Regions from separate parts of the Homo sapiens genome. Here region 2 is linked to region 1. A link is a contact called in ENCODE Hi-C or POLR2A ChIA-PET data. All regions are on one chromosome and are shown on one strand. The core of a region is the stretch at or near the end of the contact, and the rest is flanking DNA. Distances in the headings are between cores, read along the strand shown. Region 1 holds the start of BNC2-AS1 (BNC2 antisense RNA 1). Region 2 overlaps BNC2 (basonuclin zinc finger protein 2).

Region 1 (5,446 bases), core at 1,856-4,355:
TTTGCTTTTACTCTGTCATATCTCTGGTGAGCAGACGCTCTGGTATTAATGTAAATCGTTGATTTAATTTTTAGCTTTCTTGGTTTGCCCCTCACCTATCTAAAAAATGATTTCTCTGGTGATAACTAACACATCATGCTAATGAGAGAATCTAATGCACAATAGAAAAATGTCACTACTAATAATATTTGCATGAAGTTAAATAAAGCAACTGTAAGAGAATGTCAGACAGTTGTTCTTTAATAAGACACAGTTTCACAATGAAATTATGTTGTTAATTTTGTTACATCATCGGGTGAATCCTAAATTACTACATAATGATGCAGAGAGTCATTTATAATCCTAACTTAGTATTTCACTCAAGTATGAAAAAAGACCTTATTAAGGGATCTACATTTTATTTGAAACAGGTTAAATATACCTCACCAATAATAAAAGGTAAATGTCTCTAGTAACACATTAAATGTGGGCTATAGCTATATACCTTTATGGTTTCCTTTCTAAAAAGATTTTTAAATAGACTGGACTATTACATCCCTTGAGATAGCTACAAGAATTTTATTTACTATTCTCTCAAATGCACAAAATATTTATACAAATAGAAGAATTGCCTCCTCAAGTGTGATTAAAAAAAAAACTTTGAAAAGCAAGCCTCATTTTTTGCTTTTAACAGTACCTTGTGAAACTAAAATAGGCAAAATAAGGTTCTTTCTCCACCTGTCACTGATCAAACTGATCCAAAGAAGAACTCCCTTTACACAAGTGTCATACCCTTTAATGTTCTCAAATACTCAGCTATATACATAGAAATAATTTGAGAAAATCATACTTGAGTATAGAAGAAAAAATGTACAGGCACAGGAAAATGTAGTCAAATAGACTTCACTTGAACTTTAGGGGCACATACTTCATCCCACTAAATCTAAATTGGCTTCAGATTGTGATTATTTGTTACTATTAGACAGAATGAAAGATGTACATTTAAGCAGATCCAACTTTGCTCATATGAAACAAAAGACAAAGATTTTTGTATCCCTACTTCCTAGTTTACTAATAGAACACATAAAACTAGATTATTAAATTTCAGTATTCATGGACATTTCCCACAATTTTCTCTATAGTTAAATACTGATGGTAAATTATCTGTAACTCAGTTTTGAAACCTTTTATAGCAGCCCTACTAGTCAGAGTTTTCAAACGTCTAAATAAATAATCAGGAAAATATTAGTTTTTATACTATTAAAGAAAACTTTAAAAAAAATAACCCAATAAATTTTATTCATTTCATAAGCTAAGTAAATTTTACTTAGAAATAAAATAATCATAATCTAGAGAAACCTCTTTATGCCTCAGCAATGAGATGTACAGAATTCTACATATTTGATTAAACTGGACAAACTTTTACCTGTAACAAAAACTAGCGTAACTGTATATATTGAAAGTAATACTCGTTTAAATGGCTGGCTTCAAGAGATATCAGAGATATAATTTCAATAAGTCTCTCTCTCTCACACACACACACACACACACACACACACACACGTGCTGAATCAGCATTGCTGATGAACTACAGGTAAGAAAAACAAACATATTAAATATGAACAGCACACATACTTTCACTCACATAGTTTGAACTTAAGTTATGTAATATTTATACAAACTAAAATGTCATCTTGAAGAGAAAAAAAATGCAAGCTCATATCCTCTTTTACATGCTTTCCAAAAATGCACAAGAGGTAAACATTCAGTGACCATGACAGAAAAAGGTGGGTTGGGGGGATAGGAGTGATTGCTAACTACATCAAAACCAAAAAAAAAAGAAAACATATTTAAAACTGTGATTTCTCTCCTTTTGTTGTACTACTCTATTTCATAAATAGCATAATATTATACAGTTTTAATAGCATCCATTAAGCATAAATTAGTTCCCTATATTTCTATTCTCTCCATATAATCACTGATGCTCACCATTACACATATATGCACACACAGGTACACACAAAATATCCACACAGTCAGACAGCTGGATCAAAGACATCATAAATTGTCCTAATTCTGACCCATCATTTATATTACTTTATTTGTTTTTTAGTTAAAATGTTTTCCATGACAAAATCTCCTTAGATTCAAATCTACTTGGAAATGGGCTAGTGCCAAATAAGCAATCTAACACCATCTATGTGGTTCAATAGCCATTTATCAATTGATCATTATCTCTATCTGGTTTTATTAACTCTTTTCTAGCTAGAGGGAGACGTAAGCCAATCTTCCCTTCTAACACACACACACACACGCACACACACACACACGACCTCCACTAACTCAAGGAAAACCCTGAAGGTGACATCTAGTTTTAAAAGTGAAGCACAAGTTATTTGGTACTAAGGTTAGCGAAAACACTGCATTCCAACACGCGAGAGCCACCCAGGCAGGGATGCGTCGCGGAAAACACCTCTCACAGCGCTCTGCAGTGACAAGGAGCATCTCTGTGTGGAAATGAACTTTTCACTTGAAAGAATGGGAAATTGCACATGAAGAGTTACTTATTGGGTTGATGTTGATTGCATTTAAATCCCAGCTTACTGTATCAGCAGTAATCAGGGTCCCTCTACAGGATATGTCAAAATATACCTTATTCAAATGCATTTATCCTATTTAGAATTGTGTGCTAAAACTGTTCTCTAGCTAAATGCTACAAAACCCTGGTTGTAGGTATTATCGCTTGCAAATGTATTTCTAAACTTGTAGTAGTTTATAGCCTGGCAAATTGTTTTTTTTTTATTATCAACAACTTTAAATATCTAACTCAAAGTATTTAATTTTCGTGAACTCTTACAAACAAAAGCTTTTTAAAAAAAAAAAAAAAAAAAGCAGTTGCAGTATTTTTTTCCTCTTGAGTGGCACAACATTTCTTAATAACCGCCGTCAACTTAAAATCCAAGTATATTTGTCAATAGTACTTTCGTGCTGTGTGGATGATAATATCAAACTAACTTGCTTTGTGTGTGGATGATAATATCAAACTAACTTGCTTTGTGTGGGTTTGGTGTAGGCTTTGGAAAAGCAAGACGTGTCTAGGAGGGAGGCACCAGGGAACTTCCCTCCCTCACTTGAGCACAATCCAAGATGAAAGTTTCTGGGTTGTGTCCCCTTCGCTTCCTCTCACCCTCGCTCCCCCGCGGAGCCAAGGAGCCAGCAATTGTGCAAGAGGAGACCGGCGCACAGGGCGCGTATCACGGAGCGCATGGTACGAGCCGCCGGCTCCGGTGATTAATTATCAGTAACCGATGGCCTCGCGCTACCACGTCGGCTTTCCCAGCAGAGCCAGCAAGCCGAACGCCTCCAGCGCGGCCGGGACGGAGGAGCGGCTCTGGGGAAGACGCCGAGGCTGCGCCCGAGTGAGTGCGCCGGCGGGCCGGCGGGCGGGCGGGAGAGCGGGCCGGAGCCGGCGAAGGGAATGCAGGGGCGGGCGCAGAGGGCTGGCTGGCAAGGAGGAGCGGAGCGGAGGAGCGAGGACCGAGCAGCACAGCCCGCCACGCACGCCGACTCCTCCAGCAACCCTCGGCGCTGGCAGCCAAGCCTGCACAGCCTCGTCTCTCTTCTCAGGTCTGAACGAAGCTGCCTCCAGCCACATGAAGTCAGTAGGGCTGTTCTGAGGGGCCCCGAGATTTGATGACTGTTTTTTAGGTTGCGGAACCTACTCCGAGAGAGCAAACACTTTGGACGAAGTGATTCATATTGATAGATACATTTGTTGGGAGGTGGCTTTTTTCATTCTCAACAGAAAACAAAGAAATAAATTAAGTCTTCCCCTGACCCAGATTGTACTGTGAAACTTTTCAACAATGTCTCTGCTTTCTTTTACTTCGGTATCCTTTCCCCTTTTTCTTTTAAGACGCCCTTAGGGAAACCATGAAGTAACCCTGCACATTCCAGTAACACAGTTATGACAAAACAAGAGCCTAACTAGGAAGTGACCACATTTTAAAAAGTATTTAGAAAGAAAAACACCAGAAACAAAAGTGCCCATAACAATTCAAGGTTTCTTAAAAAAAAGAAAAAAAAAATCAAGAAAGAAAGTAACTTACCTGTTGGGACATTCTGAATAAGAGGTTAGTATCAGCGTTTTGCCATGTCCCCATGAACCCTGGTTCAGCCGTAGTCGTTCTGGTTCCGAACTGCATGGAGTTGTCAGTACAGGAGTCTCTTAAAGTCAAGTCTCTTGCCCTCTTTGGCTCTCTGTCTCTCTGTGTCTCTCTTTCTCTCACATCCACTTCTGCCTCTTCTGACTGAAAAGTGAAGGTGGATTTTTTGAGCCTCTTGGCAGCCAGTAGCAGGAGTGTAGTGTAGTTAAGAAGCTGGCTGAACTGTGCATTTCATTTGGGAAGGGGGAGATTTGGGGGAGGGAGGGGGTCAGAGCTTCTTTCGCACCTTCTGCACAGATATCCCTATCATTTATGCATAGATTGTGACTCCCCAAGCTTGCCTTTGCTCAGTTTAACAGCTGCCTGTCAGGTGTGCAGGCGGCACTGGAGACCCAACCATCAGCTTCAAACTCTCAGCCACTGCATGTCATTGGATAGCAGAGCTAAGAGTCAACTGCACTGTTCCACTGTCAGGCACCAAATGACACCCTGCACTAACCCCTCTCCAGATATACAGATAGATACACACTTATGCACACTCCAGGCAGCACCACAATCACGGTGCACAGGGCAAGGGGAAGCTAGGGCCCTTCCCCGGGAATTTTTCTCAACAATGCTTTCTGATATAACACATAATATCTGACACCAGTCTTTGGCTTTAACATTTGTAAAACTGTGATACTTAAATTTTTTTTTAATTACACTGAAGAAAGTAAAATATTCAGCTGTAAGAGAATGTAAAGTTGGCTCAGTTATGGTCTAAATGTTAGCTCCTGAAAGTCATCTCGTATGTGCTGGGCTATTTATAACCACATAGAAACTCCTAAATAACGTACATAGAGATGTGACCTTATACTCTAAAGAGTAAGCAAATAAGCCTAGCAGTTTTTATAACATAGAAGATGCACAATAAACATTTGCCAAATATAAATATATACTATTTAATATCTAGTACCTCAGGCTATTAATTACTAAACTGGATGTTAGCTAATGAGAAACTGAATGGCAAAGGAAAAAAGTATACCTTTTCTTAAAGCTCAGAAGTAGAAAAAAATCCTTTGTTAAAGTTCCTAGATGAAGCATCTGCAATATCCTTTCAAATCGTTAAGAAAAGAAAAAGATAAACAAAAAAAGCCTGTCCCATTTCAGGCAAAAAGTAATGAATATAAAAACTCCATTTTTTATTCAAGATCTCTGTGGAAAATTCTATAACGTTTTCCTGCCTGATGAAATACACCCTTGATAACATGTCGTATTTTTAATTAAACAAGTCTTAAAACTATTCACCTATTTATTAGATA
Region 2 (5,446 bases), core at 1,929-4,428, 98 kb after region 1:
CAGGAGTTCAAGACCAGCTGGGCCAACATGGTGAAACCTCATCTCTACTAAAAATACAAAAATTAGCCAGGTGGGGCTGGGCACGGTGGGTAATGCCTGTAATCCCAGCATTCTGGAAGGCCAAGGCGGACGGATCACGAGGTCAGGAGATCGAGACCATCCTGGCTAACACGGTGAAACCCTGTCTCTACTAAAAATACAAAAAGTTAGCCAGGTGCGGTGGCGGGCGCCTGGAGTCCCAGCTACTCGGGAGGCTGAAGCAGGAGAATGGCATGAACCCGGAAAGCGGAGCCTGCAGTGAGCCGAGATCGCGCCACTGCACTCCACCCTGGGCGACAGAGCCAGACTCCATCTCAAAAAAAAAAAAAAAAAAAAAAAAAGCTGGGGTAGTAGTGACATGCCCGTAATCCCAGCTACTCAGGAAGCTGAGGCAGGAGAATTGTTTGAGCCTGGGAGGCGCAGGCTGCGGGGAGGAAGAGGTTATAACAACAGTAATTATTAAGTATTGTACCCTCCTCTACTATATATTAGGCTTCATACTAGACTCTGTTTTCTAACATTACCTCCTATTACCCTAATACATACCTAAAATAGGCCTTTCTTTTTAAATAGAAGAAATCAAGACACAGAAGTTAAGAGACTTGCCCACGGTCAGAGATCAGTTATTCAAATCCAAGTGAGTCTAGATGCAAAAACGCAGCCTTTTAAACTCTCAGTGGTATTTAAAGTAGGGTTAGTACAGCCATCTAGAGTGAACTAGTTAGTTTCCCCCAGTATGGCCTTTAAGGAAAAAATTTAAAAGAGAGGCAGAAAGATGGCAATCCATTAACAACTTACTGGGAAACTGCCTGAAGCTTATTGAAGGCTGATTTCTGGAACTGGAACATTTTAAAAACACCAAAGTTGTTGTCATTTGCCCAAACGTGTCAAATGCAATAAAGCAAATTCACATCAGATTTTTTTAAAAGCTGTGTGACAAGTAAGTAAAGATTAATGTGGTGTTGAATAAATGGAAATATTCTAGCTGAAACTATTGTAGTTCAGAAATTATTATAGTCAACTATGTGGAACACTAAAATCTAATCAAACGTTCCAACATCATTACTATTCTATAAATTTGAATATTTTTTTAAGCCAAGAAAAATTACAGAAGCCTTGAACTCAAAAGTTCATACTATGAATTGAACTTAATATTATTTAGGAAGTGCCCCCTTCAAATTACTGTAATTGGTCAAGTAGTTTCAAGAACCTAGAAAATGGTTTTGTCTCATCAATGTAATGTCCTCCTCCACACAATGATTGAAACCATATTAGGTCTCTACTACTCCAAGCTATCAAATCAGTCTTCTTCATACTAGGAAATTGAGCTAAGTTTCCTGAATAGAATTAACTAAGTTGCTTTGTTTTATTTACAAGAACCACAGTAAATAGTTTATTAAAAAACAAACAGTACTCTTATTAAACTCTCTTCAGTGACTTTCTAACCAACAAATTCTTTTTCTAAAATAGCAAGTAGAAAAGTTTATAGGTCAAACATTATATATAAAATAGTTCTATAGTGACATGTAAGAATTACACCTGCCAGGCCAAGCACAGTGGCTCATGTACTTTGGGAGGCCAAGGTGGGAGGATCACTTGAGCTCAGGAGTTCAAGACCAGCCTGAGTAACATAGTGAGATCCTGTCTCTACAAAAAAAAAAAAAAAAAATTAAAAAATTAGCCAGGTGTGGTGGCATGTCCCTGTGTTCCCAGCTACCTGAGAGGCTGAGATAGGAGGATCGCTTGAGCCTGGGAGGCAGAGGTTGCAGTGAGCTGAGATCACACCACTGCACTCTAGCCTGGGCAACAGAGTGAGATCCTGTTTCAAAAAAAAAAAAAAGAATTACAACTGAAATGTGTAACTTAACAAAAACAATTTAAAATCTACTCAGAAAAATTTTGATTGCCTTCATGTTGATAACTATAGTAACATTTGGTATCCAGGAATTATTTCTTTTTTAAACAGGTGATCTTTGACTACCCAGAAAGCAGAACTATGAAAGAAGAGAAATCTCAGGAAGTAACTTCAAGCTCTGCCCAATAAAAACATTCACTGACTTTCTCTAAAGGTCTTTTTCCTTCTCTGTGGAGGTGATTTTGAAATTTCATTCAAATCCCTAACAGCTCCTATCAAATTATATTAGAATTGTGACCTTATAAGATGCCTACAGACAATTATAATTAATCTTAGTTTGTAGAATGGATTAATGAATACATTTTGTAGCTCTTTGCATAGATTACACATATGTCCATTAATCAGTAGTGAGAATCTAAAACTAATTCCTGGAAAATCTACAAAGGAACCCAATGGTTAGGAGTGATAAGAAACTTCTGACATGGTCCTTTGATAATCAGTCATAAAAATAGGCTGTGACCGCTACCATTATCACTAAGGAGGTAATGTGTCTAACGACAGTGAGGAGGATAATATACTATTTATTGACTCTTTTCCCTGAAGTGTTAAAGGGTTTTTTTTGGTTGGTTTTTTAATGTTTGGTCATTTTATGATACAACACACAAAGAAACTGTAAGTCTAATGACAGAAATTAAAAGACTTGAAACTTCTGGAAATTCAAAGGTCCCTTCTTTTGTGGCCCTGGACAAAGCTTGTTTGTATGCCTTCTTTCTAAAGGCCACATATATGACACTCTTTCAAGTAAAATCTACTACAAGAAAATAAAGGGAGGGAAAGGCACTTGCCTGTCCTCAGTCACCTCCTGGCCCTGTTCTCCCAAACTGTTATCTCCTTGATAAGCAGTGGTGCTCTCAGGTGCTTTCATATTCTCAATGCTCCAGCAGGAGTGATGACTGAGAGGCCCCCAGGCACCTCGAACCAATGCTGTCACTTCTAGTCACTGCTAGGCCCAGCTAATGCCATGCCTGTCATGACAAGCACCAGCCACCTAAAGGCACCACACCTCTGCCTCGACAAAACATACCTCTGAAAAAAGTATGAGCCACAGAGGGAACCTGTTTCAGGGGTTGCCAAGGGAAGCCAAACTTGTCTATAAACAGCAGAGGCACAGTGAAAGAGAACCCAAAGCCACAGATACAAGAGGACTGTTAGCCTGGAGTGCAAATAATTGTTCTACTTCCTGTGCATAGATTGTTTGGGAGGGGAGGGGGAAAAGGACATACGAAGATACGGTTTGACCAGGCTAAACTGGGTTTAGTTGTCAGCCTAAACCTGCCATCTGGTGTTAAGATATAGCAGATCACACCCCAGATGTGTTCCTTCAAACAAATCACATCTTTTTTCTTACCCCTCTTTTTTTTTTCTTTCTGTAAAGAGAGAGGTGCCTGCCAAAGATACGAATCAGTGGAAGTTTACTTTATACTAAAAATTCTCGTTAATTTACTCAGCCGAATGAGGAGGTATGTCATTTATGCACTCACAGCCCAAATGCAACCACTTTTCAAAGATGGTACCTAGAGATGCTGAGCTGAAAATCATTTATTTTCTACTCATCAACCGTCAAAGTTGGGGCTATCCTTAGTCACCCAAAAGCCATTTCATCTGAAAATCAAAATTTATTTCAGTACAGTAGAGTTCTGAAATCCCTATTCTCCTCTTTATTTTTGTCTCAATATCTCATTCCACAATTGGGGTGGGGAAGGGTTATGCAGTGCTATCATTTGCACCTCATTACACTTGGGCTGGAGCTTTGAGAAAGCTGATATTCCCTCTAAATTTTTACAGATGCTTCTAGTTTACCAGTTCATGACTGCACTACTAGAAAAGACTTCCTGCCTCTAAACTGCTTGCTGGCATGTATGCTGAATTTCAAAATCCCTGAAAAAAGTAAACCTTTGTGGTGTTCTCTTAACTTTCTTCCTGGGGAGGAGGAGGAGGGGAGGGTCACCCAAACCAAGCAAAATCTTTTTCTCCTATGGAGTGAGACTAAAGCTCAGAAACATTCCCTCCTAACTACTGGCTCTTCATTTTGATTTGGAAATCACTTCACAAAAATGTTCATTAACTGAACGTTATTTGTGGAAGGTGTTTTTCATTAGAAATTATGATTGTGACATGTTCATTAAATTGTGAAAATAGTTCAACCACAGACAGTCTTTCACCTGAGCATAACTGTATTTTTTTTTTGCATGTGTCATTTGAAAAACACTTTGGACAGAGAGAAGGGACACTTTCTAAACTAGCAAACCCCTTTGTTTAATGGTTCCAGGGTTTTTCAAAGTTCAGGGCAGGTGACACTGGTCTGTTCCTAATCTTTACTGTGTTAGCAATGTTAAGGCTGATGACGAGGGACACAAATCCCCTGATGGAACTGAATGCATTCCAAGCTCCCCGACCCACTCAAAGCCATAATCCCCTGCAGCTGGATCTTACTTACCACCATGCACAGCTAACACATTTTTTAAAAGCTAGTCACTGGTGACAAATGTAAACTGGACACAACAGCCCCCCTTTCTCCTTACTTCACTCCCCCCCGCTCAATCTTCCCCCATAACCCAGAGACTTGCTGTTTCTGTGATGGATAGGACCTGCCTTTTAGAACCACCAAGCCTGTGCCATATAGCTCTGCTCTAAGTAACTAGAAGGTTTTAAAAGCATCTTCAGCTGTCAGACTGTAACAAAAACAACAAAAAAGTCATCCTTAACACAAACATTTCACAACTGAGAAAACCCTCTAAGTTGCGATTATCACTGCCATACGGAGGTCCACTATTTATTTAGCTCTCACATGCAGGAAAACTGTCTGGCACTCTTGCTGCTTGATTAAATTAAGCTGCTTGCCATATTCTTGGGTATAATAAATGCAAAAGAAAATTTTAAACTTGAGATTCTTTTCTATCTTTTGGACTCTTTTACTTTTTACTTTTGGCAGAAAAATGACTGAAATATAGTAAACAAGTAGCCCTTTATGGAAGGCAAGCATGTTTTCACCATGGATTTTGATCATCTACTTAGAAAGGGAAACCCCAATAACCCAAGTGGACAATAGCTCTGTGCTGGATCAAGTCTCCAAATCCAGGGCAACAAACTATGGAAAATAGCCTAAAGACAGATGAAATGATGGATGGATAGATGGATGGATGGATGATCGATGGATGGATGAATACACAGAGCTATCTAAATAAGAAAAAAATTTTCTAAATGCTATCAAAATTCCATATAATACAGATGACAGATTTTGATGAAGGGACAAGCTATCCACTTCACCTGATGCAGAAAAACCAAAGGTTAATGTATGTAACTTTTTTGGTTTATTCCAGTTCCCAGATAACCAGCAATAAGTGCTATGATTTAAGCGATGTTACCAATTAGACTTGGAGATAGCTACCACAGCACTGACTATAATGCTTACATTGCATTAGGTTTAATTACTGTAAAGTTACATCTGGAGAGGAAAACATAATTTTATAACCACTCTCAGCATTCTAACTT

Evidence for each region. Hi-C counts contacts between places; a loop is a spot of excess contacts on that map. ChIA-PET counts read pairs that join two places held with the same protein, here RNA polymerase II (POLR2A). Pooled maps may share reads with other maps.
Region 2: a loop to region 1 is called in a map of IMR-90, with 2.3 times the contacts of the local background. The contact joins the enhancer-like site here to the promoter of BNC2-AS1 in region 1. A Hi-C loop is called at or near these places in 4 of 168 maps with a recorded cell type or tissue (IMR-90, PC-3, chondrocyte and 1 more) and 2 of 50 pooled maps. POLR2A ChIA-PET finds 5 or more read pairs at or near these places in 3 of 52 experiments (AG04450, H1 and WTC11).

The regions. Positions count from the first base shown.
Region 1 is chr9:16,723,709-16,729,154 of GRCh38, forward strand. BNC2-AS1 (BNC2 antisense RNA 1) reads left to right here and starts at 3,106. Exons shown (of 3, transcript NR_151723.1): 1 at 3,106-3,247; 2 at 3,323-3,398; 3 at 3,607-3,816. It overlaps BNC2 (basonuclin zinc finger protein 2), which reads right to left. Exons shown (of 7, transcript NM_017637.6): 3 at 4,089-4,289. RefSeq lists an enhancer at 2,689-3,190.
Region 2 is chr9:16,821,738-16,827,183 of GRCh38, forward strand. All of the region lies in intron 1 of BNC2 (basonuclin zinc finger protein 2), which reads right to left. Among named protein-coding and RNA genes, the nearest start is that of BNC2, 46 kb to the right of the region's middle. Within about 2 kb of position 3,179, at least 3 of the 41 ENCODE cell types and tissues checked have a DNase peak (open chromatin) inside an H3K27ac peak, as active enhancers do; they include IMR-90, where a contact is called at or near this core.